Regions from separate parts of the Homo sapiens genome. Here region 1 is linked to region 2. A link is a loop called in an ENCODE intact Hi-C map of the cell type or tissue named here. Cell type or tissue: PC-3. All regions are shown on one strand. Links, peaks and the distances in the headings refer to the core of each region. The heading gives the core; the rest is flanking DNA.

Region 1 (9,631 bases), core at 1,055-9,054, 64 kb after region 2:
CCCAAAGTGCCGGGATTACAGGCGTGATTCACTGCACCCGGCCCCTACTATGATTATCTTTGTCTTTTGAACCTCCTCCATTAACCTCTTACAAAAGACCTCTACAAGGCATTCATTCTTAGGATCATGGTGCTTTCATTAATGTATTCCACATGTAACACTGATACAGCGTATAGATTAAAGTTAAATTTTATCATTAGATTTTCTTAATATTAAATTTGGGACCATAAGAGAGTTTGAATACCCAGGAAAAAAGAAATCGAGTTCAAATAAATATAAGAAAGTCTCTATCTTTGCCAGGGGACCTCTGCTTTAGGTAACTGCCCAGTGGGAGGAATCAGGGGATCAAATAAAAGAAAATTGAACTGGTCCTTGAATATGGATGATTTAAATCAAGTGGAGATGGGTGTCAGTGGGAATTTTTCTTGGAGGGGATGATTGTAAATTTTTTCTGGAGAAGATTATTATGATATAGAAGTGAGCCTCTGGTGCATAAAAATGGGGTGCAGAGGATGCAAATGCTTACTTCGGGTTCAGTTAACGTGCAGGGAGTATAATTCTCCTAGGTACCTCACACATACTTAAAAAGTAGGTATTTTTATTCTCATTTTATAGATAAGGAAACTGAGGCTTGTGTAAGTTTTTATTCCATGTCACACATGTAGGAAGTGGCAGAGCCTGGATTCAAACCTATGCTCTTTTCATCACATGGTGCTGCTTGTTCATGCCTTTCCTTCCTTGTTACTCTTGGCTATACTCATGTCTGTCTCTTTTACCATGGCTTAACCTCTTTGCAGCTCTAGCTTCACTGCTGTTCTCTCTCCTAAACAGCATAGCATCCTTCCTACACTGACTGTATTAGCAATGTTTTCATGCTGTCAGGTGGTTTTGGTTGTCACGTTTCTCCTGTGCTTAGTGTATATCCATGTTGATGCTTGTCACTGGGCAGGGACCCAGCTGAGGCAAAGGAACTGGGGCATTGGTTGGAAAAGATGGGCTTGAGTCATGGCATGAGGCATAAGATGATCAAGTCTGTTACCAGGTGTGTGGGAGGTTTGGAAACCTGGCCAGAGAAAGGCCTAGGGATGCTCCCCGTATGGATTTAAGGGTCAGGGAGTCAAACATTAACCTGTACCCAATTTAATTTTAATCCTGTTCTAACACACAGTTCTCTTACTGTGTCAACTGAGGGAGTATTCCCAGATTGTTGAAGGAAACAAACCAATATGTTTTCTCATATTTACTCCTTCTTTGCAGAAGTCCTGCTTTCCAAAGAAGACTGAATGTAGAGCATGAGGTTACCAGTAAAATAAGGATGCCAATGCTGACTCTATAAGTGTTGTGAGATTAGAGAAATGCATATAAATACTCAACATGGTGCCTGGCAAATAGCAGGGCTCGAAACACCTTAGCTGCTGCTGTTACTCTGTATGAATTTACTTGTGATAATGCTGCTGCTGTTTCTGGGATTCCCCATTTCTCCTTTTTCTAGTCTAGGGTTTGGCTTAGTGATAACCCAAAATTGAAAATCCCACACACTGAGGATGGCACAAGGGATACAGAACTGATGGAGTGCTATTCAGGGGGTCTCAGTTTGATAGGAGGAATGACTGATGAGCATAGCAGCTGGTACAGCAGGAACTGTACCAAAGGCTTAAGTACATCTTCTCATTTAATTCTTTTAACAACCCAAAAGATAACTATAAGGAAACTTAAGCACAGGATGCAAAATAACTTATGCATAGTATGTAATTTGGAACAAATAATTACAGTACAACATAAGTGCCATAGAGACCTATGGAAATGTTGAAGAGAAAACTAGTAGAGGCAAGGAAAAGCTTCACAGAAGAGATAATGTTTGATGTGGGTTTTGAAGGATGAAATAGAGGTGGAGATTGGCAAGGCTGGAAGTGGAAAGAAGGATCACTTAGCAACCTGCAGAGAAAGGGGCAGCACATTCTAAGCAAAGGGAACCGTGTATGCACAAGCTTGGAAGTGTGGAAAAGGATGACCTGTTTGAGAAATGTAAGAAGTGTCCTATATTTTAGAATACACGGGAGGTGAGGAGAAGGAGGCTTGAGTTGAGCTGGAACTAGATAGATCATCAAAGATCTCATACACCAGAATGATAGGTTAAAACACCTTTTCTGTAAATTAGGAAAGGGCAATTTTAGTCAGGGAAGCCTCCTCGTCACATTTGTGGCTCAGAGGGAACACTAGGAACCAGAGTGAAGAGAAGTGAGATTGGAGACAAGGAGCCTAGTGTGGAGCTTACTGCAGAGGCTCTGGTGAGAGATGGTGAAGGTTTGAACCAAGGCAGTAACGGTGGTTGCTTTTACTTACACAGGGTACATCCTGATTGTCAATGGATGGACTATGAATGGAACATGACTATTCGAAGTATAAAAATTGACGCTTGACCATGTTCTCTCTGTGGGAGTTTTTAGGTAGCTTACAAAACTTTTGAGGAATTTACATTTTCAACTAATGAGATAAATCAGGGTAATGCCATAAATGCAATGTGCAGTTGAATTTTAGCAATGTGGACAGGTTGGTTCATGGTAGAGAGAAGTGAATCTGAGCCATAGCCTATCTGAAAAGAAATACCTTTTCTAGCTTTATATATAGAAACTAGAACTAAGTTTAACATTGTTGTCTAATATATATTTTTTGGCATGTCATCAAGAATTTCTTGGGCCAGGCATGGTAGCCTATGCCTGTAATCTCAATACTATGGGAGTTTGAGTCAGGAGGATTGCTCAAGCCCAGGAGTTCAAGACCAGCCTAAGCAAAGAGGCGAGATCCTTTTGAAATTACCAGGGCATGGTGTTATGCATCTATAATCCTAGCTACTTGGGAGGCTGAGGTGGGAGGATCACTTGAATCTAGGAGTTCGAGGCTGCTGTGAGCTATGATTGTGTCAGTGCACACCAGCCTGGGCAACAGAGCAAGATCCTGTCTCTAAAAAATAAAAATAAACTAAAAAAATTTTTTAAAAGAATTTTAAAAAAGTTTTTACATTTTGTACTTAATGAATTTGATTTAAGCATAGTGATTTGGTATAAATCATTGTAAGTCCTAAATGTAGGGAGGGCTGAATCAGTGACATTTTACTATATATAGATTGTGTTTTATGAGATGGAGTTAAAGCTTGTGGAGTGTACTTGGATTATGTCTGAGTTTATATTGCAGCCTTGGTCTAGGACTATATGCTCTCTGAAAGAAAGGTGAAGATATTATATTAACAGCTTATGCTAAATATAGAGAAGGGAGGAAGTAGCTTACTGCTAGTTCTTTGCCCTGAGCAGAAGTCCTTGGAAAGCTACTGAGGGCAAAGAGTGAAGCCTTCAGAAAGGTTGTTTACCAGGAATATTATAAGATTATAATGCAGAAATACCTTCACTCTACCTTATACCCTGAAGAAATATTTGCATATTCTTTTTAAGTCTAAAGGGCTTCCTTACCTGCAATGTGTAAGGAATAACATCTGTTTTCAGAAAATTCTCTAAACATTTTATTTATAGTAACATAAATCAGTCATGGTAATTTCTTATAATGTGGTTCTGTTACTCTGTTAGGCCACATCTGTTTTGGCTTTGCTTGCCTTGGAAGCCAACAAAAGAATTCAGTAGCAAATTCTTTTTTCCTATAGATTTATATTTTTGGCCTTGCTTTAGTTTCTTTCCTGAATTTTCTAACAGGCATTTTTTTTTCTTTCTTTCCTTTCATTGACTTACTCAAAAGTTGAATGATGTGTAATATTCTTCCTTTCTGAAACTCTTAGCCTTGGTAATCAATGGGCAGGTATTTTTGAAGTTCTATATTTTCCCTCATGAATTGAGATTTAGCTTTAGCTTCTTCTAATTACCTCCTGTCATTCTTCTTTCTCTTTTCTTCCCCAGAATATGTTAAAGATATATTTTACATTTTGGCTTTCCCTGGAGAAGGAAGGTTAATATTCAATAAAACCTCTTTTAATAAGATTCTTGCAGAGGTCAAGTTTACCAAATTTCAGGATTAGTTGAGTCTGAGACTCTTCCAGCCCCAAATAAAATTTTGGTAACCTACCACCTCCTAATCTGATTTTCTTCCTGTTTTCTCTATGTTATAAAACAGCACTTCATTTACCCAATTAGCCAAATTTGAAGCCTTCTGTTTCCCTAAGTCTACATTCCCTACATTCCTCTCTGTATCTGATGAGTTACCATGTCCATTGGATTCCATCTTTTCTTTATCTCCTGTCAATGACATGACCCAGGTTCATTCTTTCTATAGCTTTTTAAGCTTCCTGTTCTCCCTTTTTCTGGATTCTTTTCTGCCAAAGCAACCTCCTTATTGACATTTGAGTGAATTCTCTAAAACCATCCTATTTCTAACATTTTTGTAGTCCTTTCGGTATTATATTAATGTATCTTAAAGATTAAAAACTCAAATCCTGATTTTTCTAGATTTCAAAATTAAGAAATAATGACCTAAGATTAGGCCTTCTCTGAAGCCTAGAGTTAAAATAGGAAATATTTACTGTAGGAGCTACATTTTTTAGGATATATTTACAGATAAATTTGGTGAGGCTTTCCATTGACTAGTAATAATTTAACTAAGAAGCATGTGATTTTAGAATGAACTGAAAAGAACCCATTAATCTACATTTGGTTTTCATTGTCTGCTTTGAGTGAATCACTGATACCTGGTTGCCCACTACAGTGCTGACTTTGTTCCAGAGACTCACAGCATTGCCTCATATTGTCGAAGTGGAAGTTGTGGGGGAGGAACACTTGTGTAAATATTTGCCTGCATTTTATCTGACAGTTTTGGAGACTTCAGCTAAAACTATTCATAAATTGTTGAAAGATCCAATTGTGGCAGCTTTAAAAGGATCATTAAGCAAAAATAAAGATTTCTTAGGAAATCTAATTTTAGTCTCTAAATATAATAATGGAACCCTGCACTGAATAATAAATTAGTGGATCATCATTCCTCATTCAGCAAATATTTATTGAGCACCTATATGGGTGGCATTATTCTAGGGGCTTGGGATACATCAATATATAAAACAGATAAAGATCCCTGCCTTTGTAGAGCTTATATTTCAGAAGCAGGAGGGAGAAATAAACATGAATAAGTATACAATCATGTGTTGCTTAATGATGGTGATCGGTTCTGGGAAATGCGTCATTAGACAGTTTCATCATTGTGCCAACATCACAGTGTGTACTTACACAAACCTAGATGGGATAGCCTAATGTACACCTAAGCTACATGAGATAGCCTATTGTTCCTAGGCTACAAGCCTGTAGAGTATTACTGAAGTAAATACTGTAGATAGTTGTAACACAATGATAAGTATCTGTGTATTTAAACATAGAAAAGATACAGTAAAAATATAGCATAAAAGATAAAAAATGGTATGCCTGTATAGGGCACTTACCATGAACGGAGCTTGCAGGATTGGAAGTTGCTCTGGGTGAGTCAGTAAGTGAGTGGTGAGTGAATGTGAAGGCCTTGGACATTACTGTGTACCACTGTAGATTTTATAAACACTGTACACTTAGGTTACACTAGATTTATTTAAAAATTTTTTCTTTCTTCAATAATAAACTAACCTTAGCTTGCTGTAACTTTTTTTTTTTTTTTTTTTTTTTTGAGATGGAGTCTCACTCTGTCGCCCAGGCTGGAGTGTGGTGGCATGATCTCGGCTCACTGCAACCTCTGACTCCTGGGTTCAAGCGATTCTCCTGCCTCAGCCTCTTGAGTAACTGGGATTACAGGCGAGCGCCACCATGCCCGGCTAGTTTTTGTATTTTTAGTAGACACGGGGTTTCACTAGCCTAATGTACACCTAAGGCTGGTCTCGAACGCCTGACCTTGTGATCCACCTGCCTCGGCCTCCCAAAGTGCTGGGATTACAGGCTTGAGCCACCGCACCCAGCCATTAGCTTGCTGTAACTTTTTTTACTGGATAAGCTTTTTAATTTTTTTAACTTCATGTCTCTTTTGTAATAATACTTAGCTTAAAACACAAACATATTGTATAGTTATAAAAATATTTTCTTTATATCCTTATTCTCTAAGCTTTTTTCTATTTAAGATTTTTTTTTATGTTTTAAAGTTTGTTTTTTTTTAAATGAAGATACAAACACACACATGATCCTAGGCCTACACAGGGTCAGGAACTTTAATATCACTGTCTTCTGCCTCCACATCTTGTCCCGCTGGAAGGTTTTCAGGGGCAATAACAGGCATAGAGCTATCATCTCCTATGATAACAATACCTTCTTCTGGAATACCTCCTGAAGGACCTGCCTGAGGCTGTTTTACAGCTTTAAAAAATAAATAAATAGAAGGCATACACTCTAAAATAAAGATAAAAAGGCTGAGTGCAGTGGCTCACACTTACAATCCCAGCACTTTGGGAGGCCAGGCAGGAGGATTGCTTGAGTCCACGAGTTTGAGATCAGCCTGGGCAACATAGCGAGACCCTGTGTCTACAAATAATTTTTAAATATTAGCCAGGCGTGGTAGCATGCACCTTGTATTCTCAGCTACTAAGAAGGCTGAGGTGAGAGAATCGCTTGAGCCTGGGAGGTCAGGGCTGCTGCAGTGAGCTCTGATTGTGCCACTGCACTCTAACCTGGGCAACAGAGTAAGACCTCGTCTGAAATAAATAAGTATAAAGTAAAATAATGTTAAAAAGTATAGTATAGTAAATACATAAACCAGTCACATTGTCATTTATTATCATTATCAAGCATTATAACCATACATGTCTGTACATGCCATACTTTTTTATGACTGGCAGAGCAGTAGATTTGTTTACACCAGCATTGCCACAAACGCCCTGCAAAGTTAGGACAGCATCAGGGTGGCTATGTCACTAGGTGATAGGAATTACAATCTTACAGGACCACTGTCATATATGCAATCCCTCCCTCCCTCCTTTTCTTCCTTTTCCTTTCTCTCTCTCCTTCCTTCCTTCCTTCCTTGCCCTCCCTCCCTCCCTTCCTTTCTTTCTTCTTTTTTTTTTTTTTTCCAGGTTCTTGCTATGTCACTCAGGCTGGAGTACAGTGGCATGATCATGGCTCACTGCAGCCTTGATCTCCTGGGCTTAGCAATCCTCCTACCTTACCCTCCCAAAGTGATGGGATTACAGGAGTGAGCCACTGCACCCCGCCTGCAGTCTGTCTTTGACTAAATGTCATTGCAGTCCATGACTGTATATGTTAGAAGGGATAAGTACAATAGAGAAAAGAAAAAGATAGTGCAGGATAATGGGAATTGAGAATGCTCGGTTAGGGGGCCAGGTTTTAGTCTATGCTGTTTAGAAGAGTTCATTGAGAAGATAGCATCTGAAAAGGTGACAAATTATCACTTGTCCTATAATTATGACTACCAATTAGTTGCTAAGAAAATGTCAGGCTCTGAAAATTAAGAAAATATGGATCAGCCTGAGTGTGATGGCTCACCCCTGTAATTCCAACACTTTGAGAGGTAGGAGGATAGGTTGAGCCCAGGATGTCAAGACCAGCCTGGGTAACATACCGAGACCCTGTTTCTACAAAAAATAAAAAAAATTAGCCTGGCATGGCACTTAGCTGTGGTCTCAGCCACTTAGGAGGCTGAAGCAGGAGGGTCGCTTGAGCCCAGGAGGTCAAGGCTGCTGCGAGCCATGTTAGTATCACTGCATTCCAGCCTGGGCAACAGAATCTTTTTTAAGACTGTCTTTAAAAAAAAAAAAAGAGAGAGAGAGAGAAAAGAAAAGAAGAAAATATAGATCAGATTTTATCCCAAACCTCAGGGATAGCTGAGCGAGGGAAGGGAAAAAAATGTAAACAAATTAGAGCATTATAGTGTTGTAGATGCTTTGACAGAAGCATATAGGAGGCGTAGTAAGGCACACAGATCTTTCTAATGTGATCTCACCTCTGTTCTTAATATGATAGCAGTTTATTTAAATAATGACTCAGACTTCGTGGATATCAAAGCATAGGCTTAGATTACTTTAATCTCAGTCATGTGAATTGGTCATTCTCTCTCCTCACCTCTTTTTACCTTTTTAAAAAATACCATCTTAGGTTGAATTAATGTGAGCTGATTTTAATTCTAAAAAATATATATACCATCTGACTACTCAGCATGTCCCAACTTGTTCCAAACTATAGTCAGTTGCATTTTGAACCATCTGATTATCTAAGTGGAATATTTGTATTCAGCATCCATGCTGCTATTCGTAGTGTAACTACCCACAGATACATAATGAGCAAGACACTAAAATGTGCAAGGCATTTTGGAAAATGCCAGAGATACAGCCATGAATAAGGCTGTCAAGCTTCTGCTTTCTAGGAGCTTACATTCTGTTGGAGGAAGCAATCAAGTAAGATATCACATGTATTATATACCAGCAGTTCCCAGACTTTTTGGTCTGAGGATCCTTGTACACTTTTTAATGTTATTTAAGGACTTTAAACAGCTTTTCTTTATGTGGGTTATATTTATTAATTTGCCAGTTTAGAAATTAAAACTGAGGGATTTTGAAAACATGTACTTATTTATTTAAAAATAGCCACAAGAAACCCATTATACTAACATTAATGAGAAAATAATAATTTTCCCAAACAAATAGTGAGAAGAATGGCATCATGTTAGATTTTTGCAATTCTCTTTAACGTCTGACTTAATAGAAGACAGCTGGATTCTCATATCTGCTTATGCATTCAATCTATTATGATGAGTTGTTCGGATTGAAGTATATGAAAATGTAGCCTCAACAGATACGTGGTTAGAAAAGGGAGGAATATTTTAATAGCCTTTTTAGATAACTGCGAATATTCTTTGATACTCACCAAAATTTAAGTGATAGTTACTTAAAGTTTAGTTGCAATGTGAAATCTGAAATTGTATTAATGACGTTATATGAAAATATTTTTATTACATTAAAATCCATTGGTTTGTGTGGCACTTTGAATAGATCTTTTATGCTTTGTATGAGTTTGTAACATCATGCGTTGGTTATTTGAAAATCAAATCGGTTTACTGAATTATATGGATCTTCCAAATATTGACACATTTCATTTTATGACATAAAAAAATTACATTTGTTGATATTGCTCCAAACTAATCAGAAAAGGCTTTAAGTTTTCAGAATCTGTCAAGGTCGTGGTGGCTGGTGAATACATGTTTTCCAAAATTCTAATGTTTGCCTACAAGCTTGAATTTTATAATTGGCAATAAATGTTGTCAATTTTTCCTGAAATGACAAACTCACTTCATTCATTTTCGGGGAAATGTTTGCCAAACACCCGAGAGTGAATAATTTAGTTTGTCATTTGTTCTTTGTAGTAAAAATGATATTCTGTTAACAAAGTGCCCATTAGTTCCCAACTCAGACATTTGCACAAATGCTTTTCCTTGAGATAACCGTTATACTTTAGTGTGTAGCAGAAGTACTTTATATGTGCTTCCCATTTGTCACAGAGACTATGTATTAAATATTTACTCGAGGGTCAAAATTTGATGATGTTTACTGCTTTTCTTCAAGGGCATTCTTAAAAGAAATAGTAATGTTTTATTTTTCCCTGCAAGCATGTAGTGGTAAAGAATTTAGTGACTACCAGTTCTGATTGGTGCCATTGCC
Region 2 (9,631 bases), core at 896-8,895:
AGCTGGTTGAATGATAAAAAGGAAGATAGGAAGAACAGGTTGGGGGAGAGAAGTGGTTGCTTTGGGGCATGTTGAAATTGACATAAAGATGTGTTACAGTCTGGAGCTTGGGACAAAAATCTGGGCTGCATATCCTCTTATCAGTCAGTAAAACATAAAATAAATCTGGGCTGCAGATAAATATTAGTTTTTCATATATGGAGAGTTGAGAGAGTGAGTAGAATAGAGATCTTTGGATAGGACTCTGGAAAATACCACTGGATTTAGTTATCTATTGCGTTATGACAGATTACTCCAAAATGTAGCAATTTAAAACAACAGTTTGTTACCTCATAGTTTTCGTGGGTCAGAACTTTGAGTTCTGGCTCAGGGTCTCTTATGAAGTTGTAGTCAATATATTAGCCAGTGCTGCAGTCATCTGAAAGGCTTGACTGGAGCAGGAAGATCAGCTTCCACGATGACTCACATGGCTGTTGTCAGAAAGTGGCAGTTCCTTGCTGGCTGTTGGAAGGTGGCCTCATTCCTCACCAGGTAGCCTCTCCATTGAGCTGCTTAAGTGTCATCATGACAGAGCAGCTGGCTGTGATCCAAGTGAGAGCAAAGAGGAAGCCTCAATCCCTTTTATGACCTAGTCAGAGACCACCACTTCTGCCTTATTCTGTTCATTAGAGACAAGCCATTAAATTCCACTCATGCTCCTGGGGATGGGAATTTCAGACATGAGGAGGGAAATTAGGCTTTATCTTTTGAAAAGAATTTGTGGACAAATTTTAAACCACCACAATCACAATTTAAGGGATTGGCAGAGGAAAAAAGCTTGCACAGGAGAGTGAAAAGGGATGCCAGAGATGTAAGAGAAAAACTAGAAGAATGTGGCAGTCATGGATGGCAAGGTGGAAGTAGTAAATTGGCTTGAATACTGCTGAAAGGATTAAATAGATGAGATCTAAAGCATATCCATTGGATTGATGAACATCATTGATGTTCTTAGGCAGAGCAGTTTCCATGGAGTGGTAGGTATGGAATGCAGGTTGGAGTGGCTTGAAGAGTAAAGAGGAGGCAGGAAATATATGAAGCGAATGGAGGTTATTCAAGATGTTTCATTGTAGAAAGGGCAAAGAGGACATGGAATGTGGAATGGAGGGGAACAGTTTCTAAAATAGGAATATGCTTAAATGGTGTAGGGATGGGAAGCAAGGTCAATGTTAAAAATGAGGATACAGTCAGGACGCAAGGAGTATAGTAAAGATTTAGGACAATGACAGTGGGAACTGGAAAAAGGAATAGCTAAGGAATAGCTAAATATGATTTGTTTAGTCATTACCCACAAATGTTTAACCCTCTTTCTTGATTTGTATTGCTTTTGGAGAGAGGGTTAGAAACTGAATTAGTAAGTTACCTGGGCTACTCAAGATATTCCTTGTAAAAGGAGTCGTTAGAGAAATCATATGTTCTTTGCTGTTACACACTGTCTGGAAGAGACTTGTAATGACTTTGCATTTTAAAACCACTGCTAGTCAAAACACATTTAAGTGTTATTTGGCAGTCTTTAGCAATGTTTAGTAGATGATAAAAAAATCTACCATCTAATTATTAGATTTTAGATTTTTGAATAGCTTAAATGTATATATTTCTCTTGCAAACATGTAAAAGTAGTCTCAGATTCTCCTGGAAAGGTATCAGCACCACTCCCATCAAACATTTAAAAGCAAATTTATTCTTTTCTAAGTAAACCATTCTTGAATATATCAAATATGATTTTTATTGAGCTTATATATGGTACTTTTTTTTTTTTGTCGGAGTCTCGCTCTGTCACCCAGGTTGGAGTGCAGTGGCACGATCTCCACTCACTACCACCTCCACCTCCTGGGTAGAAGCAATTCTCCTGTCTCAGCCACCCGAGTAGCTGGGATTAAGGCACCCACCACCAGGCCTGGCTAATTTTTGTATTTTTAGTAGAGACGAGGTTTCACCATGTTGACCAGGCTGATCTTGAACTCCTGACCTCAGATCATCCACCTGCCTCAGCCTCCCAAAGTGCTGAGATTACAGGTGTGAGCCACCTTGCCTGGCTATATGGTACATTTTAGTAGTCCAAATCTAATAGAGTAGCTTTAGAATTATAAAAGGAACAAAAGAAAAATTGTATCTAAATCTAAATGGGCTGGGTGCAGTGGCTCATGCCTGTAATCCCCCAGCACTTTGGGAGTCGAGGCAGGTGGGTCACTTGAGGTCAGGAGTTCAAGACAAGCCTGACCAACATGGTAAAACCCCGTCTGTACTAAAAATACAAAAATTAGCCGGGCATGGTGGTACACCTCTGTAATCCCAGCTACTTGGGAGGCTGAGGCAGGAGAATCGCTTGAACCCGGAAGGCAAAACCCGTGAGCTGAGATCACGCCACTGCACTCTAGCCTGGGTGACAGAGTGAGACTCTGTCTCAAAAAATAAATAAATAAATAAATAAAAATAAAAATAAATCCAAACACCCTGAAAAGACATAAAGAAACTCTCTAAGATAGTGAGTAGTATCAGTGGGAAGAATTATTTGGAAATTTTTTATCTTTTACTTTCCTTGAATACTTTAGACAGTCTTGATTTTTCCCTTTTCTAAAACTCCTGAGCCTAGCTCATATACTTCTTTTGGGCATTAATCATCTTACATCTGCTACAATTAACTAAATGTATCTCTAGTACATTCTTTATCTGTACAGCAAGCTTGTAAACTCCATGATGGCAGTACTGAACATCATAATAATCTTCAAGCCTGACAATGAGGCATATTATTCTCCTTGTGAATAGAATATGAATGGCCCTTCTAATTCGAATTATAGGTGAGTGAGGCAGAAGGCTGTTTGGAATTCTTGTTTACACAGCCTTGTAAGTTTTACAGAATATACTAATAGCAAATATGTATGTTTCCACAGTTTATGTAAAACCTGATTGGGTTTATATTAACAACAGAGGTTTTTTGTTTAGTCATCCAGAGCCTGTGGAACTGTGTGCCATCTTTGCTTCCTGTGTTGTAGCAGACAAGCAGTCAATTCTTGCTTCTGTTGCAAGCAGTTTTCTTGATGGTGATAATTTGTAGAAAGATGTAGAGTTGTTCTTAAATATGCCACTCCAAAAGTGGCAATTGTATGATTAGATTTTCTTTTTTTAAAATGTAATTTAATTTATTTTAAACTAATCTAGACCATGCCAGTTGGAAGGATTAGATTTTCAAATAGGTAATCCCGATCAAAACTAGAACAGTGTACAAGTGATTTAGATTAAGGATTGAATTTCTTTTACTGTTTATAGAGAAATACAGACAAAGAAATGGCCACCCCAATCAATTGTTTCCTTCTCATTTATTTAATTGTAAAGGATTATCTTCTTCTTCTTTTTTTTTTTTTAATGGGGTACTGCTCTGTCATCCAGGCTGGAGTGCAGTGGCATGATTTTGGCTCACCGCAACGTCCAGCACCAAGACTCAAAATCCTCCCACCTCACCTCAGCCTCCTGAGTAGCTGGGACCATAGGCATGCGCCACCACACTGGCTAACTTTTTGTATTTTTGGTAGAGATGGGGTTTCACCATGTTGGCCAGGCTGGTCTCAAACTCCTGAGCTTAAGCAATCCACCCTCCTCGGCCTCCCAAAGTGCTGTGATTATAATTGTGAGCCACTGCATTCAGCCCAGGATTATTTTAAAAATGGAATTTACTTGCAGAAGTTAAGTTTACATGTTACATGGGATGATATAAATGGAATTATATTCAAGGAAAGTATTTCCAGGTATTCATAATTAATTTTTTTCTATTCACATGACAATGTTAAAATTATTGTAAAAGTTGATTGTCTATTTCTTGGAGTTTTGTTCCATTGAGGCCCCATGATAAGATTGTCTACTTATTTCTTGTATTTTATCTTAGTATTGTTATGGCACAGCTGGGTGAAAATACACTGGATAAAAATGTGATCTGTCGTTCTGGCAGCTATCTTTTGTCTCTCAATCCTCTTCTTTCCTCCATCACTCATAGGAGATGCCATGCTTACCAGAGACAATAGTCCATTTGGTGGGAACACTCTCAACTCCTTGTTCTCCCACCTATTTTGATATATCTATTTTCCTCTTTATACTTGCTTTTACCTTTCCCTATCATAGAAGAGGTAATCCTGTGTTCTGGATTCCATTTGCTCACAAACTTTTCGGGGATCTCAGTCTATAGATTTTCTCCTCTATCTGCTTTCTCTCCTCTCTCTATTTAACTTCTTCCTCACTACAGATTTTTCTTATTTAAGAATATTATTATTATTATTATGCAGTATAACAAACAGTTGTAATCATTTTATACAGACATTTTTAGATAGCCTGTTGCTTTTTATTCTTTTTTTTCCCCCTTACAACCAGATCTCACTCTGTCACCCAGGCTGGAGTACAGTGTGCTATCACAGCTCACTGCAGCCTCGACCTCCCAGGCTTAAGCAATCCTCCTGCCTCAGTCTTCTGAGTAGTTGGGATTGCAGGCATGTGCCACCACACGAGCTAATTTTTGTTTTGCTTTTTTTTTTTGGTAGAGTTAGGGTCCCACTGTGTTGCCCAGGCTAGTCTTGAACTCCTGGACTCAAGTGATACTCCCGCTTTGGCCTTCCAAAGTGCTGGGATTACAAGTGTGAGCCATGACACCTGGCCATCTTTAATTTTGATGATGTCCAGTTTATTTGTTCTTCTGCTGCTGCTTATGCTTTTGGTGTCGTATCTGAGAAATCATTGCTTAATCTAAAGTCACAAAGTTTCATATCTATGTTTACTTCTAAGAGTTGTTTATTTTAGCTATAATGGGTAGGTCTGATCCATTTTTGTTGTTGGTCATGGTTTTTTTGTTTGTTTATTTTGAGACAAGGTCTTTCTCTGTTGTCCATCCTGGAGTGCAGTGGCACAATCATAGCTTATAGCAGCCTCAAACTCCCAGGCCAAGTGATCCTACCACCTCAGCCTCCTGAGTAGCTGGGACTACAGGCTTGTGCCACCATGTGGGCTACTTTTTTTATTTGTAGAGGATGGGGTCTTGCCATGTTGCTCACACTGTTCTCCAGCTCCTGGGCTGAAATGATCCTTCTGTCTCAGCCTCCCAAAGTACTGGGATTATATGTGTGAGCCACTGCACCTGGCTAGTTTTTTTTTTTAATATGGAATGAGGTAAGGGTCCACCTTTATTCTTTTGCATGTGGATATCCAGTTGTCCGAGCATCATCTGTTGGAAAGACTTCTTTCTCCATTGAATTGTTTTGGCATTCTTGTTGGCAGTTAACTAACCATAAATGTGAAGATTTGTATTTAGACTGTCAGTTCTATTCCATTGACTTATTTGTCTGTACTTACGCCTGTACTATACTGTCTCAATTACTGTAGCTTTGTAGTAAGTTCTGAAATTGGGAAATGTAAATCTTCTAACTTTCTTTGTTCTTTTTCAAGATAGTTTTGGCTATTCTGGATCCTTTGAATTTACATATGAATTTTAGGATGGACTGACTTTTTCATTAATGTATTAACATGTTCATCTCTCCTACTTTGAAAAATGTCTCTCCTAATTCTGTTTTTTTTTTGAAAATATCATCCTAACCTGTCTTCCTCAATATACATTTGTGTATTGAAATGCCTGTCTCTGTTAGTCCATCTTGCATTTACTCGACAGCACTCTTTTTTACCTCCACATTTCACTGAAAATTCCAGCAGAGGTCCCCAGTGATAGCTTTGTTGCTAAACCCAATGGGTGCTTTTTTCGCTCTTAATCTTAGCACTGTCTCCATAGCATTTGATGACACTGGTTACTCTTTTACAGCTTTAAAAATTGTTTTACTGTTCTTGAAGAGATGACATTGTACTCTTAATTATTTTTCTACCACTGTACTAATGAAGGCCTACTCTCAATTTTTTTTTTTTTTTGGAAAGGACTATTGCAGTATTACTCTAAATTTTTAAAAGAAGAGTCAAACTATAGTGAAAGGTCTATACAGTAGAAGGAAGAAAAGTCACACCTGAAATCCTACTTATCTGTGTTTTGGAGAATAGCTTTCCTAACAACTCTTTATGCACAAATACACATCTGTGTACTTTATATAAATGGAATCATTTTATACATGATATTCTACAACCTAAAAGCATTTTAAGATTTTTCTGTGTAAGTTATTGTACCATTTTGTATTGTATTTCTTCAAGAGGCAAATGAACAAAAGATAACATTTTTTCTTCATCTTTATTTAATAAGATCTCAGTCATCTGGCTTTGGGAAGTTAAAATTCCTACGCTGGCCTGGTGCAGTGGCTCGTGCCTGTAATTTCAATACGTTGGGAGGCTGAGGTGGGAGAATTGCTTGAACCCGGGAGGTGAAGGTTGCAGGGAGCTGAGATTGCGCCACTGCACCCCAGCCTGGGCGACAGAGCAAGACTCCATCTCAAAAAAATAAAAAAGAAAAGAGAAAAAGAAAAATATCTAAATTTTTTATTATGACTTTACTATGACTTTGTGATCTGCTTCAATTTATCTTTCTTTTTTTCTTTTTTTTTTTTTTTTTGAGATGGAGCCTTGCTCTGTTGCCCAGGCTGGAGTGCAGTGGCGTGATCTCGGCCCACTGCAGCCTCTGCCTGCTGGGTTCCAGCAATTCTCCTGCCTCAGGCTCCTGGGTAGCTGGGATTACAGGTGCGTGCCACCATGTCCAGCTAATTTTTGTATTTTTAGTACAGACGTGGTTTCACCATGTTGGCCAGGCTGGTCTCCTGACCTCAAGTGATCCACCCTCCTCGGCCTCCCAAAGTGCTGGGATTACAGGCCTGAGCTACCATGCCCGGCCTTAGCTTAACACTCTCTATTCACTTGAGCTTTTCTTCTGTTCCTTTGAAGTTCTTCAAACTTGTTCTTGCCTCAGGGCCTCTGAATGTTTTCTGTCTTGGACAGGTCTAGCATGGTTGATTACTTCTTATACAGGTTTTCATTCATATGTCACTGCTCAGAGAAGCCTTTCTATAACAAACCATCTAAAGTAGGCCTCTCACCCTCAGTTGCTATCATAATCATCTCGTTTGATTTTTCATGGCATATATTGTTATTGCTTTATTTTGTTTCTCTTGCTTATTGTCTGTTTCTGTCTTGTATGAATAGAATGTAAGTTCCATTAGAACAGAGACTTTATTTATCTTCATCATTTTATCTCCAGCATCTAGAGCAGTGCCTGGCACTTAGTGGCTTTTCAGTAAATATAGTCATGGGTCGCTTAACAATGGGGCAGGAGTGTGGGGAGATATCTTCTGAGAAATTTGTTAGGTGATTTTATCATTGTGTGGATGTCATAAAGTGGGCTTACACAAACTTAGATCATATAGTTTACTACATACCTAGTCCATGTGGTAGGCTGCCACCCTGTACAGTGTGAAACTGTATGGGCAGGCCAAAGGGAAAACTTCTTGGCCTTTGGAGGTTCGCTGAAATGCAACTGACAAAAGGCAGATTCATAGGAGAAAAGGCATACAAATTCACTAATGTGGCTCGGTGCAGTGGCTCATGCCTGTAATCCCAGTGCTTTGAGAGGCTGAGGTGGGTGGATCACCTGAGATCAGGAGTTTGAGACCAGCCTGGCCAACGTGGTGAAACCCTGTCTCTACTAAAAATACAAAAATTAGCTGGGTGTGGTGGTGTGCGCCTGTAGTCCCAGCTACTTGGGAGGCTGAGGCAGGAGAATTGCTTGAAACTGGGAGTTGGAGATTGCAGTGAGTCAAGACTGTGCCACTGCACTCCAGCCTGGGCGACAGAGCCATATTCCATCTCAAAAAAAAAAAATTATTAATGTGCATGGGGGAGGGGGAGTTATGGAGTGATTACCCCAACCCCCTAATGGAGTACAGTAATTTATATACCCTTTTTCACAGGGGACGGAGGAGATGGGGAGTGTAGACAATTCTTTTAAAGGGTACTAAATGATTACTGGGGGGAATGAATGAATCAAGGAGACAGAAAAGTCCATCCAGGTGTAGTTGCATTTCTCAGTCTTCTTTTCTGTGATAGATAATGAGATTTCAGAAAGGGGATAGAAGACAATTGTGGTTTTTTTGGTAAGATGCTTTTTTGGTCAGATAAGGAAATGCCAGAGAGTCTCTCCCGGCGCTGGGTCAGGGAGAAACAAGACAAGGTTAGAGGGACCTTGATCCTAAGTTTTATTTCTAAGGCCTTTCAATTTTCAAAAGCACCATGCCCAAGTGCCATATTTTCTGGGTTAGTCGTTTTCTGCACTACAACATTACTGTACTGAATACTGTAGGCAATTGTAATATAATGGTAAATATTTGTGTATCTAAATGTATCTAAGCATAGAAAAGATACAATAAAAATAGGTATAAAAGATAAAAAATGGTACACCTGTATAGGGCACTTACCATGAATGAAGCTTGCAGGACTGGAAGTTGTTCTGATGAGTCAAAGAGTGAGTGGTGAGTGAATGTGAAGGCCGGGGACATTACCATACACTACCATAGACTTTATAAACACTGTACATTTAGGTAACGCTAAACTTACAAAAAAAATTTCTTTCTTCAATAAATTAACCTTAGCTTACTGTAGTGCTTTACTTGATAAACTTTTAATTTTTTTAAAACACCTTTAATTTTTGTTTTAACTTTTTGACTCCTTCGTATTGACACTTGGGTTTAAAACACAAGCACATTGTACAGCTGTACAAAAGTATTTTCTTTCTTTATATGCTTATTCTATAAGCTCTTTTCTATTTATAAGTTTTCTTATTTTATGTTTTTTATTTTAAGCTTTTTCTTGTTAAAAATACAACTGCCCAATGGGTTCTTTCTGCCCACTGCGCAAAGAAAATCAGTTTGTGGAGACCATGGCATTACAGTAAAGAAAGTTTGACACGAGGCTGGCCTCACTCTGAGGTTAGGGATTTTTCAAAGATAGTTTGGTGTGCTGGGGCCTACAGTATGGGGAGTGCTGATTGGTTGGGTTGGAGCTGTCCTCTTGTGCTGAGTTGCTTCTAGGTGAGGCCACAGGAGCAGCTGGCATGTCCATGTGGGAGCCATCAGTTGTCAGACATGCAAAAAACTTGAAAAGATATCTCAAAAAGGCCAATCTGGCTGGGCATGGTGGTGCATGCCTGTAATCTCAGCGCTTTGGGAAGTAGCAGCAGGAGGATCATTGAGCCCAGGAGTTTGAGACCATCCTGGGCAACATAGTGAGACCCCATCTCTACAAAAAACTAAAAAAATTAGCCAAGCATGGTGGAGTGTACCTGTGGCCCCAGCTACTTGGAGGCTGAGGCAGGAAGATCGCTTGAGCCCAACAGGTCGAGGGTACAGTGAGCTATGATCATGCCACTGCATTCCAGCCTAGGCAACAGAGCAAGACCCTGTCTCAAAAAGAAAAAAAAAAGACCAACCTTAGGTTCTTCAATAGTGATGTTATCTGCAGAAGTAATTGTGACGTCCAGAATAATGGCTGACAATCATTTATGTCTATGCCTTAGCAGGATTCAGGCTCCTCTAATCTCCTAGCCTGGTGGTCTCTCTCATTAGATTTACAAAGGCAGTTGAGTTTTGGGGAAGGATTATTATCATTTAAACTATAAATGTCTCCCAAAGTTAGCTTG

The links. Peaks named below come from ENCODE experiments on the same cell type or tissue, not always from the same donor. Only the 100,000 strongest peaks of a DNase experiment are listed, where the experiment ranks them.
Region 1: it touches region 2 in a loop (3-fold over the local background); 6 of 110 quality-filtered maps call a loop at or near these places.

The regions. Positions count from the first base shown.
Region 1 is chr1:51,685,655-51,695,285 of GRCh38, forward strand. All of the region lies in intron 3 of OSBPL9 (oxysterol binding protein like 9), which reads left to right. Among named protein-coding and RNA genes, the nearest start is that of OSBPL9, 73 kb to the left of the region's middle. In PC-3, for the core only: no CTCF peak of the experiment used is centred there; DNase peaks (open chromatin) are centred at 4,717, 5,187 and 5,447; H3K4me3 peaks cover 829 bases; H3K27ac peaks cover 3,324 bases.
Region 2 is chr1:51,622,143-51,631,773 of GRCh38, forward strand. The region is part of intron 1 of OSBPL9 (oxysterol binding protein like 9); the gene reads left to right. It overlaps LOC105378719 (a long non-coding RNA gene), which reads right to left and starts at 402. Exons shown (of 3, transcript XR_947339.4): 1 at 330-402. RefSeq lists enhancers at 9-1,208, 352-491. In PC-3, for the core only: a CTCF peak has its summit at 5,728; no DNase peak of the experiment used is centred there; H3K4me3 peaks cover 599 bases; H3K27ac peaks cover 3,375 bases.